5 separate regions of the Homo sapiens genome follow, and all the other regions are linked to region 2. The links are chromatin contacts, found by Hi-C or POLR2A ChIA-PET in ENCODE. All regions are on one chromosome and are shown on one strand. Each heading gives the region's core, a stretch centred on a gene start or an enhancer-like site at or near the end of the contact. The rest is flanking DNA. Distances are from core to core; before and after follow the strand shown.

The links. A loop is a pair of places that touch in the nucleus more often than their neighbours do. ChIA-PET counts read pairs that join two places held with the same protein, here RNA polymerase II (POLR2A). Pooled maps may share reads with other maps.
Region 1: a map of B cell shows a loop between it and region 2 (4-fold over the local background). The contact joins the promoter of SLC37A3 here to the promoter of BRAF in region 2. A Hi-C loop is called at or near these places in 4 of 168 maps with a recorded cell type or tissue (B cell, CD4-positive, alpha-beta T cell, ascending aorta and 1 more), 1 of 37 single-sample maps with no recorded cell type and 15 of 50 pooled maps. POLR2A ChIA-PET finds 5 or more read pairs at or near these places in 2 of 52 experiments (OCI-LY7 and WTC11).
Region 3: a pooled map shows a loop between it and region 2 (7-fold over the local background). The contact joins the enhancer-like site here to the promoter of BRAF in region 2. A Hi-C loop is called at or near these places in 1 of 37 single-sample maps with no recorded cell type and 6 of 50 pooled maps. POLR2A ChIA-PET finds 5 or more read pairs at or near these places in 1 of 52 experiments (activated T-cell).
Region 4: a loop to region 2 is called in a map of B cell, with 26 times the contacts of the local background. The contact joins the promoter of PARP12 here to the promoter of BRAF in region 2. A Hi-C loop is called at or near these places in 3 of 168 maps with a recorded cell type or tissue (B cell, CD14-positive monocyte and naive thymus-derived CD4-positive, alpha-beta T cell) and 12 of 50 pooled maps.
Region 5: a loop to region 2 is called in a map of ascending aorta, with 7 times the contacts of the local background. The contact joins the promoter of KDM7A here to the promoter of BRAF in region 2. A Hi-C loop is called at or near these places in 3 of 168 maps with a recorded cell type or tissue (CD8-positive, alpha-beta T cell, ascending aorta and gastrocnemius medialis) and 15 of 50 pooled maps.

What each region holds. Positions count from the first base shown.
Region 1 is chr7:140,397,280-140,399,979 of GRCh38, forward strand. It overlaps SLC37A3 (solute carrier family 37 member 3), which reads right to left and starts at 1,251. Exons shown (of 15, transcript NM_207113.3): 1 at 1,137-1,251. RefSeq lists silencers at 789-1,058, 1,169-1,398.
Region 2 is chr7:140,923,521-140,926,220 of GRCh38, forward strand. BRAF (B-Raf proto-oncogene, serine/threonine kinase) reads right to left here and starts at 1,409. Exons shown (of 18, transcript NM_004333.6): 1 at 1,046-1,409. The coding sequence starts at 1,183. LOC105375536 (a long non-coding RNA gene) reads left to right here and starts at 1,572. Exons shown (of 5, transcript XR_002956518.2): 1 at 1,572-2,700. RefSeq lists a silencer at 1,232-1,301.
Region 3 is chr7:140,211,566-140,214,417 of GRCh38, forward strand. No RefSeq gene overlaps it. Among named protein-coding and RNA genes, the nearest start is that of KDM7A-DT, 36 kb to the left of the region's middle. RefSeq lists enhancers at 1-2,852, 978-1,047. Within about 2 kb of position 1,251, at least 3 of the 41 ENCODE cell types and tissues checked have a DNase peak (open chromatin) inside an H3K27ac peak, as active enhancers do.
Region 4 is chr7:140,061,558-140,064,257 of GRCh38, forward strand. It overlaps PARP12 (poly(ADP-ribose) polymerase family member 12), which reads right to left and starts at 1,394. Exons shown (of 12, transcript NM_022750.4): 1 at 965-1,394. The coding sequence starts at 1,290. RefSeq lists a silencer at 1,002-1,321 and an enhancer at 1,332-1,541.
Region 5 is chr7:140,175,676-140,178,375 of GRCh38, forward strand. It overlaps KDM7A (lysine demethylase 7A), which reads right to left and starts at 1,308. Exons shown (of 20, transcript NM_030647.2): 1 at 1,069-1,308. The coding sequence starts at 1,262. It overlaps KDM7A-DT (KDM7A divergent transcript), which reads left to right and starts at 1,586. Exons shown (of 1, transcript NR_024451.1): 1 at 1,586-2,700. RefSeq lists silencers at 37-316, 327-506, 1,147-1,246, 1,287-1,716 and an enhancer at 941-1,864.

The sequences.
Region 1 (2,700 bases), core at 1-2,500, 530 kb before region 2:
GCCTCCCAGGTTCAAGCGATTCTCCTGCCTCAGCCTCCCGAGTAGCTGGGATTACAGGCATGCGCCACGACGCCCAGCTAATCTTTGTATTTTTAGTAGAGACGGGGTTTCACCATGTTGGCCAGGCTGGTCTTGAACTCCTGACCTCAAGGAATCCACAGGCCTCGGCCTCCCAAAGTGCTGGGATTACAGGCATGAGACACCGCGCCCAACCCGAAGCTCAATTTCCTCATGTATTAATTAAATGAGATAATTTATATGGAGTTCTTAGTATAGAGCCTAGTATCCAAGAAACATCAAACAAACTGAAAAGAAATCATTTAAGCACCAAAGCACTGAAGACATTCCCTTCAACAACTGTTATATATATTTATGTATGTATAAATTTGTGTAAAGGTAGAAATAAACCGGTGGACAAAAAGATAACAACTGAATGATTTTGCTCACCCCAGGAACCACTCCTCCCTATAAACTATAAACTTTTCAGTAAGAGTTACCACGAGATAGCCTACCATCTTACATTTCAAAAAAACACTAAAAACTCCGGGGACACATTCCCATTATCTCCTGTCAAAACTGAGAATAAACAGAACACACCCTGCGAAGAATAAGGAGGGAATGACGAATAATTTGACCAAATTCCTTGACTGAGTTCATGCTAGTTACCAGAAAACAAAACCAGTCACTCACTGAGACCACGCTTCTTCTCTGACCTCTATACATCCTTTCCAAAGAGCTTCCTTCCCCACCTACCTGAAAAGCATCCCCTCTCCCCTGGTCCGAACGACAAGCCCTTTTCTGATCAAGTCAGAATCTCCCAGACCCACGGCCGGAGGACAGGCGGGCGAGGAGCACAAAAGCCTCTGCCGCATGGATCGGGGCCGGGCCGCAGGGTCCCCCGGGGGTCCTTCTCCTCCCCATCCACCCCATCGCAGCCTCCCCGTGACGGCCGGGACCCCAGGCCCGGGCCCAGGGAGGAGAAGGAGGGGGCGAGCGGCCGACCCTGCCTGGGCGCCCCACCCAAGGGGGGCCGCCACCTACATCTCCCCACCGCCCTCCCGACCCGGGAAGCCCCTCGGATTGGACCCGCCCCCGCCCCAGCAGGTCTTCGGCCCCACGCATCACCGCTTGCGCACCCGAGATCCGCAGTGGTCGCCGCTCTCCAGCCCCGGCTCCGCTCGCCGGGTCAGCTTGGCTCCGCTGCCCGCCTCCCCCGCCGCCAGCTCACCCCTGGCGGTGCGACCAGGGTTTCCGGACGCCCACGTGACCCTCCCGTCGCGGGGCACGCTGGGAGTTGTAGTCCCGCCACGCGGCCTCACCTGCCGGCGCGGAGGAGGGCGAGGAGGGCGGAGGCTGGGAGCCCACAGAACTCTGCTGCTGCGGACCTGGCCAGTAATGTTAGCTGCAAAAGACGAGAGGTAGAGAGAAGAAATGATATGGGGAGAACTGGTGCATCCTTTTTTTTTTTTTTTTTTTTTTTTTTTCAAAAAAGCGGTATTCGGTCTTTGTTTTTATAAAAAGTAACGTGCTGCTAAGTGTGCTACTGACCGGCCTAAATTTTAGGTGTCTAATTAAATGCAGGCCGGGCACAGTGGGCTCACGCCTGTAATCCAACACTTTAGGAGGTCGAGAAGGGAGGATCACTTGAACCCAGTAGTTCAAGACCAGCCTTAGCAACATAGCCAGACCCCATCTCTACAAAAAATGTTAAAATTAGCCAGGAGTAGTGGCATGTGCCTGTGGTCCCTGCTACTGGGGCGACCGAGGTGCGAGGATCGCTTGAGCCCAAAAGTTTGAGGCTGGCAGCTGTGATTGCTCCACTGCACCAGCCTGGGCAACAGAACGAGACCCTGCCTCCAAAAAAAAAAAATCCAACACAAGTGTCTCACACCTGTAATCCTAACACTTTGGGAGGCCGAAGTAGGAGCATCATTTGAGAACAAGAGTTTGAGACCAGCCTGGGCAAGGTAGTGAGAGCCGCCCCCCATCCACCACCACCACCGCCGCCACCGTTTCTTAAATAAAGGGAAAAAATACAGACACTTGTTCGAATTTTAAAGAAAAAAAACTTCTCTTAATCCAGAAAATCTCCACAACAACCATTACATACCTGTTCTCAAGATAAACAATCACTAGTCTTCAAATAACAGAACTTGACAACACCTTTTGTCAAACATAGTTCCTCCTTACTTAATAGTAGTAATTGGGGAGACCACTCATGTTGGCTTTATCCAGAAGCAAAACAAACTTCGCATAACTTTTTGTTGTTGTTGTTCGTTTTTTAAACTTCGCATATCTTTTTGTTTGTTTGTTTTTTGTTTTTGAGACGGAGTCTTGCTCTGTTACCCAGGCTGGAGTGCAGTGGCGTGATCTCAGCTCACTGCAAGCTCCGCCTCCCGGGTTCAAGGGATTCTCCTGCCTCAGCCTCCCGAATAGCTGGGACTACAGGCGCCCGCCACCACGCCTGGCTAATTTTTTTGTATTTTTAGTAGAGACGGGGTTTCACCGTGTTAGCCAGGATGGTCTCGATCTCCTGACCTCGTGATCTGCCCTCCTTGGCCTCCCAAAGTTCTAGCATTACAGGTGTGAGCCACCGCAGCCGGCCAAAGTTCGCATATCTTTATAGCAGGAGGTAGTTTTACAAATTGGAGCAAGGCGCCCATACCCACTAATTTAGTCTCTTACCCTCATGTAGGAACT
Region 2 (2,700 bases), core at 159-2,658:
GACAAAAAGGAGGACAACACTAAGAAATCAATCAGACCTATAAAAATGGGTAGGAATAAAGAGGTGTGAATGCACAATGGACGACTAGCCAAAAAGTGCCAGTAGTGCAAGCGCGAAAAGAGCCAAGTGAAACCTGATGGAATCTTGACAGCTTCTGGGCTCAGAAAACAAGTAGCTCCAAAGTGTCCAGGAGGATTTGTGAAGATAACAACAGACAACAATGTTAGGGAGTGGTGAGATCAAGTACAGAGCCTCAAGAGGACCAGGGTAAGAGAAGTGCAAAAATGCTCTTAAGTGGGAGCTGGGGTTAGAAGGCAGGCAGGTCCGACAACTGGAAAATGAGCGGGCGGTAGATGGGAATAGAATGGGGGTTACCAATCAGCGACAGAGCGCTGACAAACATTAGGAACAGAGGACCAGAGACCAGAAAAGGCATCGGAAACTGCGATTTAGGATTGAAAAAGTAAAGACTAAATCAAAATAATTTGCTGGGTAAAACAGGTGAAGAGAAATCCCCAAATAGAAAAGTGAAAAAGGGCAGCGGACTGAGAAGGGGGGCAGTCCGGGAGAGGAGAGAGGAAATGATGAGCCCCATCATCCCCACGACCATGTAAGAATTACACGCGACAGTAACTCGGGCTGTTGTCTCAGCCCCAGCAACTAACCTATATCCTCCACGTCGAGGCCGCCGCCGCCCCCACCCCACAGAGATGCAGAGCTGGATACTTCAGCCAATCGTGACCTTCTCGGACCAACCCTGAGTTTCGCCCCCTATTGATAGCCTCCCGCTCAACCACCGCTGCCCCAATCCCCACATCTGGGGTGGGGGCCAGGGAAACCCCCCGGGCCATTGTGTGTGTTTACGTAGGAAGGCGCTGCATGACGGAGAGGGACACGGGGGCGATGCCCACCTCCCAGCCCGCGGAGCTGGCCCGAGAAGGTGGCTGAGGGCATCAAGCCCCCACCGCCGCCTCTTTCCAAAATAAACACCAGCCAGCCGCCGAGCCCGGAGTCGGGAGGGCGGCAGGGTGGCGCCAGCACTCACCTCCTCCGGAATGGCAGGGTCCGCAGCCGAAGAGGCCGCGGCGCCGGCGCCGGCGCCGGCCTCGGGCTCCATGTCCCCGTTGAACAGAGCCTGGCCCGGCTCCGCGCCGCCACCACCGCCACCGCTCAGCGCCGCCATCTTATAACCGAGAGCCGGGGCCCGAGCGGCCGCTGTCGGGCGGGGAGGGGGAAGGGAGGCGGAGAGCTGGGGGAGGCGGAGGCGGAGGCGGAGGCGGAGGAGCGGGGGGCGCGGGGGGCGCGGGGAGGAGCGGCCCGGGCGGCGCCGCGGGCGGAGGGCGCCTGGGCCACCTCAGGTACCGGCCCGCGGCCCCGGGCGCAGCCGAGCCTGAGGGGATTGGGGGAAGGACGCTAGGCGGGGGTGCGGGGGGGAGCGGGGGAAGGGGGCGGAGACGACGAGAAGTCGCCGCGGCAACGGCGTCACCCGCGTGTCACGGTCGTGACGTCACCCCGGTGCGTGACGTAATCTGAGGCGCGCCTTCGCGCCGTCGTCCGGGGAGGGTTTTTTCCCTTCTAACCACCCGCGCTCTCACACTTTGCCTCCGCTCCGCCGTTTCCATGGCTCCGGTTTCCTACTTTCCTCTTGTCTCCTCCGTCCTCAGCCTGTTCTGTAATGTGGGATTTACTAGAAGAGCAGGGCTGGTGTTCGAGGAGGAGAAGTTGAAATCCTAGAGGGAGGAAGGCGGGGAAGCCAATACTACTTGCTATTTCCACTGCAATGAACGTCTCTGTGTCATCAAAATAAGAACTTCAACCCCAAGGTTGAAACAGCCAAGCAGAATTTGATGGAAATATATTTAGGAACAGCTAAATTAGCAGTGCGACGCGTGTTTTCTTTTCATTGAAGAATTCAGCCAGTTAAAACGAGTCTAAATGGAAGTCTGAAAGCTTTTTCTTCATTGTTGAGGAATAAAATATTTCGTGTATTTTTCGTTTTCCAGATTCATTCATTTAACAAATATCAGTTGAGCACTTTCCATGCCGTAGGGCCTGTACAAGGCACATAGCATTCTAGACATCTGAAGCATCAAAACTAATCATTTTTATTTTGAAGAAAATCACTCAAAATATTTTATGTACTTTGTGCCTTTCATGAACAGAATATTCCAAGCATTCTCTGCAAAATACGCATGAAAACAATTGGGAGAGAAGAGGTCAATTATCTTTGAGAAGCCCAATTACAGAATGAAATTCAATTCATTATTAAAAATACATGGATCTAATAAAGAATAAATAATTGGAAAAGAAAAGTTTAAGGAAGAGAGAAACGGGAATGAGAAACAATTACTGTGGGCTCCCAATGGCCTGGAGTGAATCACCAAAGTAACCTAAACATGAAGTCATGAAAAACTAAGTGGATTCTGCCTTTTAGTACTTCCCATCATGGGGGAAGTCACCAGCGACCTCCTTACTGTATTTTGGATGATTCAAGAAATAGAAAGGTGTCCTACTGACTTCTGAAACAGGGTGTCTTCATATTGATTAGGGTCACCGTAAGCCTGGGAGCTGATGCTTACTCTCAGGTAAAGGATGCTGTGTGAGGCTGCTTGATGAATGAGAATACTAACATTCTTCTGCATTGAAAAAATATAACCTATAAGATGAACATTGTAGGCCGGGCGCAGTGGCTCACGCCTG
Region 3 (2,852 bases), core at 1-2,500, 710 kb before region 2:
TACTAGGGAGGCTGAGGCAGGAGAATTGCTTGAACCCAGTGGGCAGAGGTTGCAGTGAGCTGAGATCGCACCACTGCACTCCAGCCTGGGTGACAGAGCAAAACTCCATCTCAAAAATAAATAAATAAATAAATAAATTCAAATATTATCCATTGTTTAACTGAAATTCAGATTTACCTGGGCATCCTGTATTTGATTTGCTAAATTAAGCAACCCTCCTCCTGGAGTTATATTTTACAGTTGCTCACTTGATCCTCAGTACTGCCCTATAAGGTAGCTCTCTTATCACCATCATCCCCATTTCACAGGTGAGAAAACTGAGTCACAGAGTTGTCCACAGCCATGCAAGTAGCGCGTCTGTTTCCACAGTCTGTGCTCCTAACCCTCTAAGCTGCTACTAGAGTTTGGGATCCATTAGTCCTCGATCCAGAGTGTGGCTCTACCACTTCTTAGGTGTATGACCTTTGGCAAGTCGCTTAACCTCACTGAGCTTCAGTTTCCCCTTCTGGGAATAATAATAATTCCTGACTTACAGAGTTTTGTGAGTGAGGTAATTGAACAAATAGGAAGTGATTCATACATGGCACTTGGATGATGGTGATGATGATGGTGATGATGATGATGATGGGAAGCCTTGGATCATGTAGAGTCATTGATGAGACTAGAGGAAATGACACGCCTGAGCCACCTCCGTGGCCATTCCCTTGCCTTCACATGCCTGCCTCCACCCTAGTCCTCTCCCTGCTCCCTAAACATAGACACAGGGCTGGCCCCAGGCCCCATGTGTAACAGGCTTCCTGCCTAAAGCCACCAGGAGCCTCAGAGCCCAGAGCTCCTGTTGCTGGTGGCTGGAGTTTACTGCCTGAACTTCTAGTCCAGGTTGCGGACTATGAGCAGTCCAGGACTTTCTCCTTGTCCGACAGCCCCTCCAATCACTGCCCAGGTGTGCCTACATCCTAGTTCTAGCTGCCACCAGGAAAAAATCCAACCCATGGAGCATTTTGCACTCATCTACAACTACGTATGACAAATGGTTTCCCCTCCCTGCTACATAACTCAGCCTGCCCGTGTGCATGCTCTGAACTACTTCAATCTAAGTATCTGCTGAGTAAGATCGAGACAGAAAATATCTGTTGATTAGGTTTTGTTTCTGTCACTTCTTGCCTTCTCAGGGCAAGTCAGTTCTAGAGGTTCATTTCCGGTCCCTCGGCTTCCCACCCTGAAGCCTCCTCCCTGCTCCAGGTCAGTTTAGCAATGGAACACACCCAACAAGCTGCCCCGCCTTCTCACACCTGGGCTAGGGTGTCCAAGGTGCTGGGGAATCTAGCCCTTAGCAAAGATTACCTTATCCCTAGTACCAGGATTATTTCAATGTTTTTTCCTTGTGTTTTGTTTTGTTCTACCATCAATGTTCCACTTAGGTATTAATCCTAGCAAGTAAACTAAAAAGGCCGGGCACAATCTGTAATCCCAGGCTTACGCCTGTAATACCAACACTTTGGGAGGCCAAGGCAGGTGGATCTCTTGAGCCCAGGAGTTTGAGACCAGCCTGGGCAACATGGCAAAACCCCATCTCTACAAAAAATTAGCTGGACATGGTGGCATGCGCTTGTGGTCCAGCTACTGGGAGGCTGAGGCAGGAGAATCACCTAAGCCCAGGAGGTCAAGGCTGCAGTAAGCCATGATCATACCATTGCACTCCAGCCTGAGTGACAGAATGAGACCCTGTCTTAAAAATAAATAGGCTGGGCGCGGTGGCTCACGCCTGTAATCCCAACACTTTGGGAAGCCAAGGCGGGTGGATCACGAGATCAGGAGTTCAAGACCAGCCTGACCAATATGGTGAAACCCCGTCTCTACTAAAAATACAAAAATTAGCATGTTGTGGGCATGTTGGTGGGTGCCTGTAGTCCCAGCTACTCGGGAGGCTGAGGCAGGAGAATAGTGTGAATCTGGGAGGCGGAGGTTGCAGTGAGCCAAGATTGTGCCACTGCACTCCAGCCTGGGCAACAGAGCAAGACTCTGTCTCAGAAATAAATAAATGAACAAATAAATAAATAAATAAACTTTAAAAATGTATGGTCAGTTTTCTCATTGGAACTATGTCTACCTCCTTGGGTGGAAAGAGCTCATTCTTCCATGATCAAGCCCTGACCTTCAAGTAACCCCTTGAGATTCCTGACTCAGTCTGACCTGACTCTTATTTTCTTCCAGGCAGTGATTTCGGCAGCACAGAGACAGCAGAGAAAAAGAGACCAGATTTCTGCTCTCAAGGCGTGAATAATAGTCTTGACCCAGATTCTAACTATGTGGTCACTCCTAGTCTCTTTTTAACTCACTTTCTTATCTTGACTCTTAGAACCAACAACACCTGGCTCTGGACCTCTCACCAAGCTGTGGTTCTATGCTCTCCTGACTTCCAACTCTCCGTTCTTGTCCTTCTCACCTATGTGAGTTTCCAGCCTTCAGACACTCCCTGTCCTAGTGTTGAGTCCTACCTCTGAGACCCTCAGCTGCCCACCCTGCAACACTGACAATGCACAGAGTCCAACCATCTGGCCCTCATAAAATGTCCCAGGCTCCATGCCAAGTTGCGCTACAGATTGCTTGGCCATCAGTTCCCTAGGAAACTGTAGGCTGGACTGGCTGCCAAGTCAATGGAGGGTTTCAGCCATGTGGTTGGCCACCTGGGCAGAAGCCTTGCTGACTGCCTTCTTATCTGGTAGTTCCCCTTCCTGAGCCTTGGTGCCCAACCCTATCTGAATCACCTGGGCCTTGGAAACCTGTTCCTTTGGAGTTCCAGCCCTTCTAGGTCAAAAGCACCTTGAATATCTGACGAGGGCCTGCCTTCA
Region 4 (2,700 bases), core at 144-2,643, 860 kb before region 2:
CCTTAAATTGGCACCCACACCACTACCTTAGACTTCCTAAAACGCAAACCTGATGGTTGCTCTCTCCTGCCATTTTACCCGCCCCATCACCTCCAGGGTGAGGCCCAAATTCTTTAGCATAAACCTCAGCAATCCCTTCCACACATCCCACTGGCCACATGCTATGCACAGAACATGGACGCTAAGTGCTGGGGAGACAGCTGGAGCCTCTGCCCTCAGGGAGTTTCTATTCTACTGGCAGCTGGGTGCCATGAGGAAAATAAACAGTTCCCTGTGACCAAGAGTAAGGGGAGGAAAAATCCTCAAATGGGATGTGATCTTTAGGTTGAGGCCTGAAGGATTAACAAATAGGGCCAACCAAGAGCAAGAAGGGCATTCCAGGCAGAGCAAAGACTCCCAGAAATGCCCAGGCTCCCAGAAATGCCCGGGGGGGGGGGGGTGTTCCAGTCACAGAAGGGTCCTGGGTGGGCAGGGACCAGTGCCCCAGGACCTTGTGGGCGATGGCAGGGAGTCTGCATTTTCCAGTTTGTAAGCAGATTAATAGGGTTGAACTGGGTTTAAAGATCTCTACCAGCTGCTGGGCAGAGAAAACCTTCATTGTCTGGCCTCAAAGCTGGCAAGGGGCGACCCGCGGCGTCGTGGAGTTCCCCTAAGCCGCCGCCTCCCTCCCTCCCCACCCCACACGGCCACACCCGGGTGTTCCACCCGGCACTACCATGCTCTATGTAAATCACTCTCTCCCCCCAGGCGTCTAGAGGACCCCACTCGACCCTGAGTCCCTCGCACTGTGCCAGGTACTCCGCAGGTGCTCATTAAACGCTCGCTTTAGTGAATGACGGTGCGAGGTCAGGGCAGAGCCACCGAATTGTCTGCTCAAACTTCAAGTAGGACCCCCAAGCGGGCTGGAAGTGCGTGAGGGCGCGCAGGACCTCCGCCCGCCGTCGCTCCCGGCGCGGCGCCTTACCCGGCTCTCAGGAACTTGCAGGCGCCGTAGACCATGAACCTGCAGAGGTGGAGCTGCGCGCAGAGCCCCACGCAGCCCGGCTTGGAGCCCTGGTGCGCGCGACACAGGCGCAGCGGCGAGGCGGCCAGCACCACGCGCTCCGGGGCCGCGGCTGCGCCGCCCGCCCGCACCGCCACCACGAAGCGCCCACGCTGCCGCAGCAGCCGCTCCAGCGCGTCGGCGCTCAAGCCCATCCGCAAGCGGCGCCGCAGCTCGGGCAACTCCAGGGCGCCCCCGGCCGCGCACAGCACCTGGGTGACCTCACCGACGACGCCGGCCTGGGCCATGGCCGCTGGGCCTGCTCCCGTCGGACCGCGGGTGGCGCGACGCGGACGGCGGCGGACGCTGGCTGGCGGGCGGCTCTCGCAGGGTGGAGACGCCGGCGGGAAACGAAACCGAAAGCGGCCCCGGGCCGGCGAAAAACAGAACCTGTGCGCCCTCGCCACGCCCCCGGTCCGCAGCTGAGCGGCTGCGCCTTCCGCCTCAGGGCCCCCAGCTGTGAGGCCGCCGCCCGACGGAAGCTCGGGAGCTCTTGAGCTCGGGCGTTCGGCCCGGAGCGCGGGCTGTGGCTGTGGCGGCTCGCGGGGGTCAGTACCTAGTCCCTGAAAATGGCTTCCCTGGATGTTTGAGGGACCAGGAGCCCCTAATGCCGCGATGCTCAGCGCGCCTTCAGTCAGAGGGAGCCTCGAGGGCGGCGGCAGCGCTGGCGGAGCCGGCTGGACGCCGCCGGTTAAAGCCGCTCAGCGTCGCCCAGGCCAAGCCCGGGCTTCGTAGACGGCTCACAGAAACAGGGACAACTGACGGGAGCTCTCACCCCTCGAACAAGTGACAAAAGCGATCACTCCGCATAGAAGACGCACTTAATTAAAGGTTCCTTTCGCCTCGGTGCATCAATGAGTTCCTTCATTTAAACATAAAAGGGTATGTCCTTTAAAAGAGCAAATCCGTGAGCCGAGATTGCGCGACTGCACTCCAGCCTGGGCGACAGAGCGAGACTCCGTCTCAAAAAATAAAATAAAATAAAATAAAATCCGTTACTCCCAGCCCCTGCTAAGTAACGATTGAACAAATATTTTAGAAGACCCTTCAGAGCAAAGGACCCTCTCACACGCTGAGAGCAATGCGAGTTGTTAGAGCCCTTTGAGGAGGTAATCCAGGAATAGCTATTAAAATTGAAAACGCGTGTGACCTTTGACCCAGCAATCTTTCCTCTCGGAATCTTCCAGAAGTAAAAGGAACAGTAAATAAGTTATGTGTGAAAGTGTTACTGGGGGAACCCTACCTGGGAGGTAGGGTTACGTGGGAACAGTGTGGTTGATCTTTAAAGACTATTACGAAGGCTGTTTAACAAGCATGCGTTAGAGCTCCGTGTGCGGATGTAGAGGGGCAGACAGCCATGATGTGGTGGTAAACGAGAAAAGATGGCTGTACAGAAATGTCTAAATAATCAAGTTGAATGATCAAGAATTAATTTTTTTAAATGTCTGAATAACAAAAAGAGAAGCCTGTGTGTGTGTGTGTGGCAGGATATTTTTGAATAAGCACGGAGAAAGATGAAGAAACACACAAGGGTAGTTGAGAGGAGGCAGTAGGAGGTATTAGGAAAATGGAAAAGGGAAGATGAGAGGCAGAAGGATTGTGGGGGGAGAGTACTTACGGTATACGGTATAACATTCACTAAAAATGAATATAAAAAT
Region 5 (2,700 bases), core at 58-2,557, 750 kb before region 2:
GAGTCGGCGGCCTGGCTGCGGAGGCGGCCCGAGCTCTCAAACGTCAAACCCGGAGCGCGGCGGCGGCTGAATCAGAGGGCAGCGTCCGCCGCCGCCGCCAGCCGGCCCCGCAGCGTCCGCCCGGCCGACTCAAGTTCGCCGGCACCGGCGCCCGGGCACAGCCGCAGGCGGTCCCGGTGTCGCCAGCTTCGAGCGATGGCAACTGCACTCTTTGTAAAGTTTAAGCCGCGGCGCGAGGGCAACGCAGGGGGTCCGGAGAAGCGTTCCCTTCGGGCCGCCGCAACCCACTCCATCTGCCCCAGTCCCGGCGACCCGGGTGTGTGCGGGGGCCCAGGACCGCGACCCGGGTCAACCTGCCGCCCGCCGGGGGCCCGGCCCCAACTTCCCCGGCACCTTTCAAGTCCCCGAGAGCGAGTGCCTCATCTGTTGCTCTGTTTACTCCGCGGAGCCCCGCCGAGCTGGCTGGCGCGGTCGCCTCTCCGGCCCGCCGCTGCCCCCGTCCCACTGGCCCAGGAAGTTTGATAAAGACGGGGAAGGGGGCGCGACAGGGACCCGCGGCGCGGAGGAGACGCGGGGCCGGGGCGACCCCATCGCCGCCCGGAAGGAAGGCAGGCGCGTCGGCCGGCCGGGCAGAGCGGCGGGGCGGCCGGCGACTCCGGCCGGAGCCCCGGGCGCGGCGGGGCGGGGCGGGGCGGCGGCGGCCCGGGCTGGCGAGGGGCTGCGGACCCGGCCGGCGCTCCGCCCGACGCCCCCGCCGCGCCCGCCCGGCCGCGTCCCCTCGCCCCAGGCTCCCCCTGCCAACTTATCCGCCGGCCCTCTTTGTTCGTGTTTGTTGTGGCGACTCTTCGCCCGGGCCAGGCGAGCCCACCGGCTCCCCTCTGGAGCCCGCCCGGCGAACCCGGGGCACCGCGCGCCCCACTGCCCGGCCGGGGGGCTAGGCACCGGGGCCCCCTGAAAGCTGGGCGCGGCGCGGCGGCCCGGCCCGAGGGAGGCGCGGGCGGCCGGCGGCGGCGGCGGTTGGTCGGTGGCCGGCGGTGGCGGCTGCGGGGCTGGAGGGGGTTTATTTACCTGCCGTGGAACCAGTCCTTGCAGATATCGCACTCGATCATGAAGCGGTTCACGTCGTACGGCTGCCGGCACACACAGTACACGGGCGGGGGCGGCGGAGGCGCCGAGGCCCGGCCGGGAGCCGCCACCGACACGGCTGCCGCGGCGGCTCCAGCTGCTGCTCCCGCGGCCACCGCCGCCGCCGCTCCGGCCATCTTTAAAAAACACACACACGCTCGCTCGCTACTCCGCTCGCCGACTGGAGCGAGCGCAGCCGCCAGCCAGCGCCGCCTCCTGCAGCAGCCGCGGCGGCGGCGGCGCCTCAGTGCGCGCGCGCGAGGCCGCGGCGGCTGGCGGAGGGGGAGGAGGCGCGCGCGACGCGCGAGGCCCAGACTCGGCTGCTTCCGGCGCTCGGCGCGGGGCCGTGCGTCTCGCGCACGTCTCTGGCGCCGGCGCGCGCTCCCCGCTCCTCTCCGCGACGGCCGGGCGGAGGGAGCTGTTGAAGGGCACGCAGGCGGCTGCGGGGGCGGAGGGAGCTGAGGCCCCGTGAGGACACGCGCGGTGGTGGCGGTGGCGGCGGGCGCGCGGCCGCAGCCGGAGGAGGACGGCGGGAGCGTGCGAGGAGCTGGCTCGGTTATTTCGGAGCGAGAGCCGAGGCCGGGGGAAGTTCCTGCGGAGTGCTCAAGGGCAGAAGAGGTGCCGCGTCCCGAAGAGGGGAAGCGGAGAAGTTTGCTGCTGCCCGGGTCGCCTCGCGACGCTGAGAGAATCGCCCAGCCCTCCGCAGCCGCCCAGCGAGAACCGGAGCTGCGGCCCCGCACCGGCGTGAGTCCAGCTGAGCTGACACGCCGAGCCGGTTGTGCCTTTCCGAGGGAGGAATGTGCCGTGGAATCCAAACTTTGGAAAACGTCCCACCCGAATTCCCAGCGAGCAGCAAGGAGACCAGAGCGTCGATGGAGCCACCGTTAGTTGCGGGAGGGCTGTCCCCAAGAGGAATTCATCACTGTCGTCCGCTGGGAGGGACCAACCTTGAAATGGGGTTGGTGGAGAGAGGGATAGAGAAGAGCCGGCGTGCTTATAAATAACAAAACTTAGCTATGAACCCTTCCGATTCCCAAGTGGGGAAGATGGGGTAAAATTCTAAGTGACTTCTCGCTCCGAAGAGGGATACCACAAAAAGCGGAGCGCAGGGTACTTGGCGTATAATAAGCCATCAATAATTTATGGGTGAAATTGAGAGCCAAATATAAGATGATAAACTGAAGAATAAAAACAGCTGACAAATACTGTATAGAAAAGATTGCGTTGGAATCATAACTGTGGATTGGAAGTGATGTTAAGGATTATTGGATTGAGTATTTGTAGCTGAATTTCTGCTGGCATTTCTATCAGTGGGGAAAGCCCTCACAGCTCCATAGGTAATTTTTGTTAGGGGAGGAAGAAGTGTTGTTCTGTCACCCACCCCCAGGCAAAGAGTCGCTGATCTAATTCTCCATTTCTTTCTTTCTTTCCTTTCTTTCCTTCCTTCCTTCCTTCCTTCCTTCCTTCCTTCCTTCCTTCCTTCCCTCCCTCCCTTTCCTTTCCTTTCCTTTCCTTTCTTTCCTTTCTTTCTTTGAAACGGAGTTTCGTTCTTGTTGCCCGCGCTGGAGTGCAGTG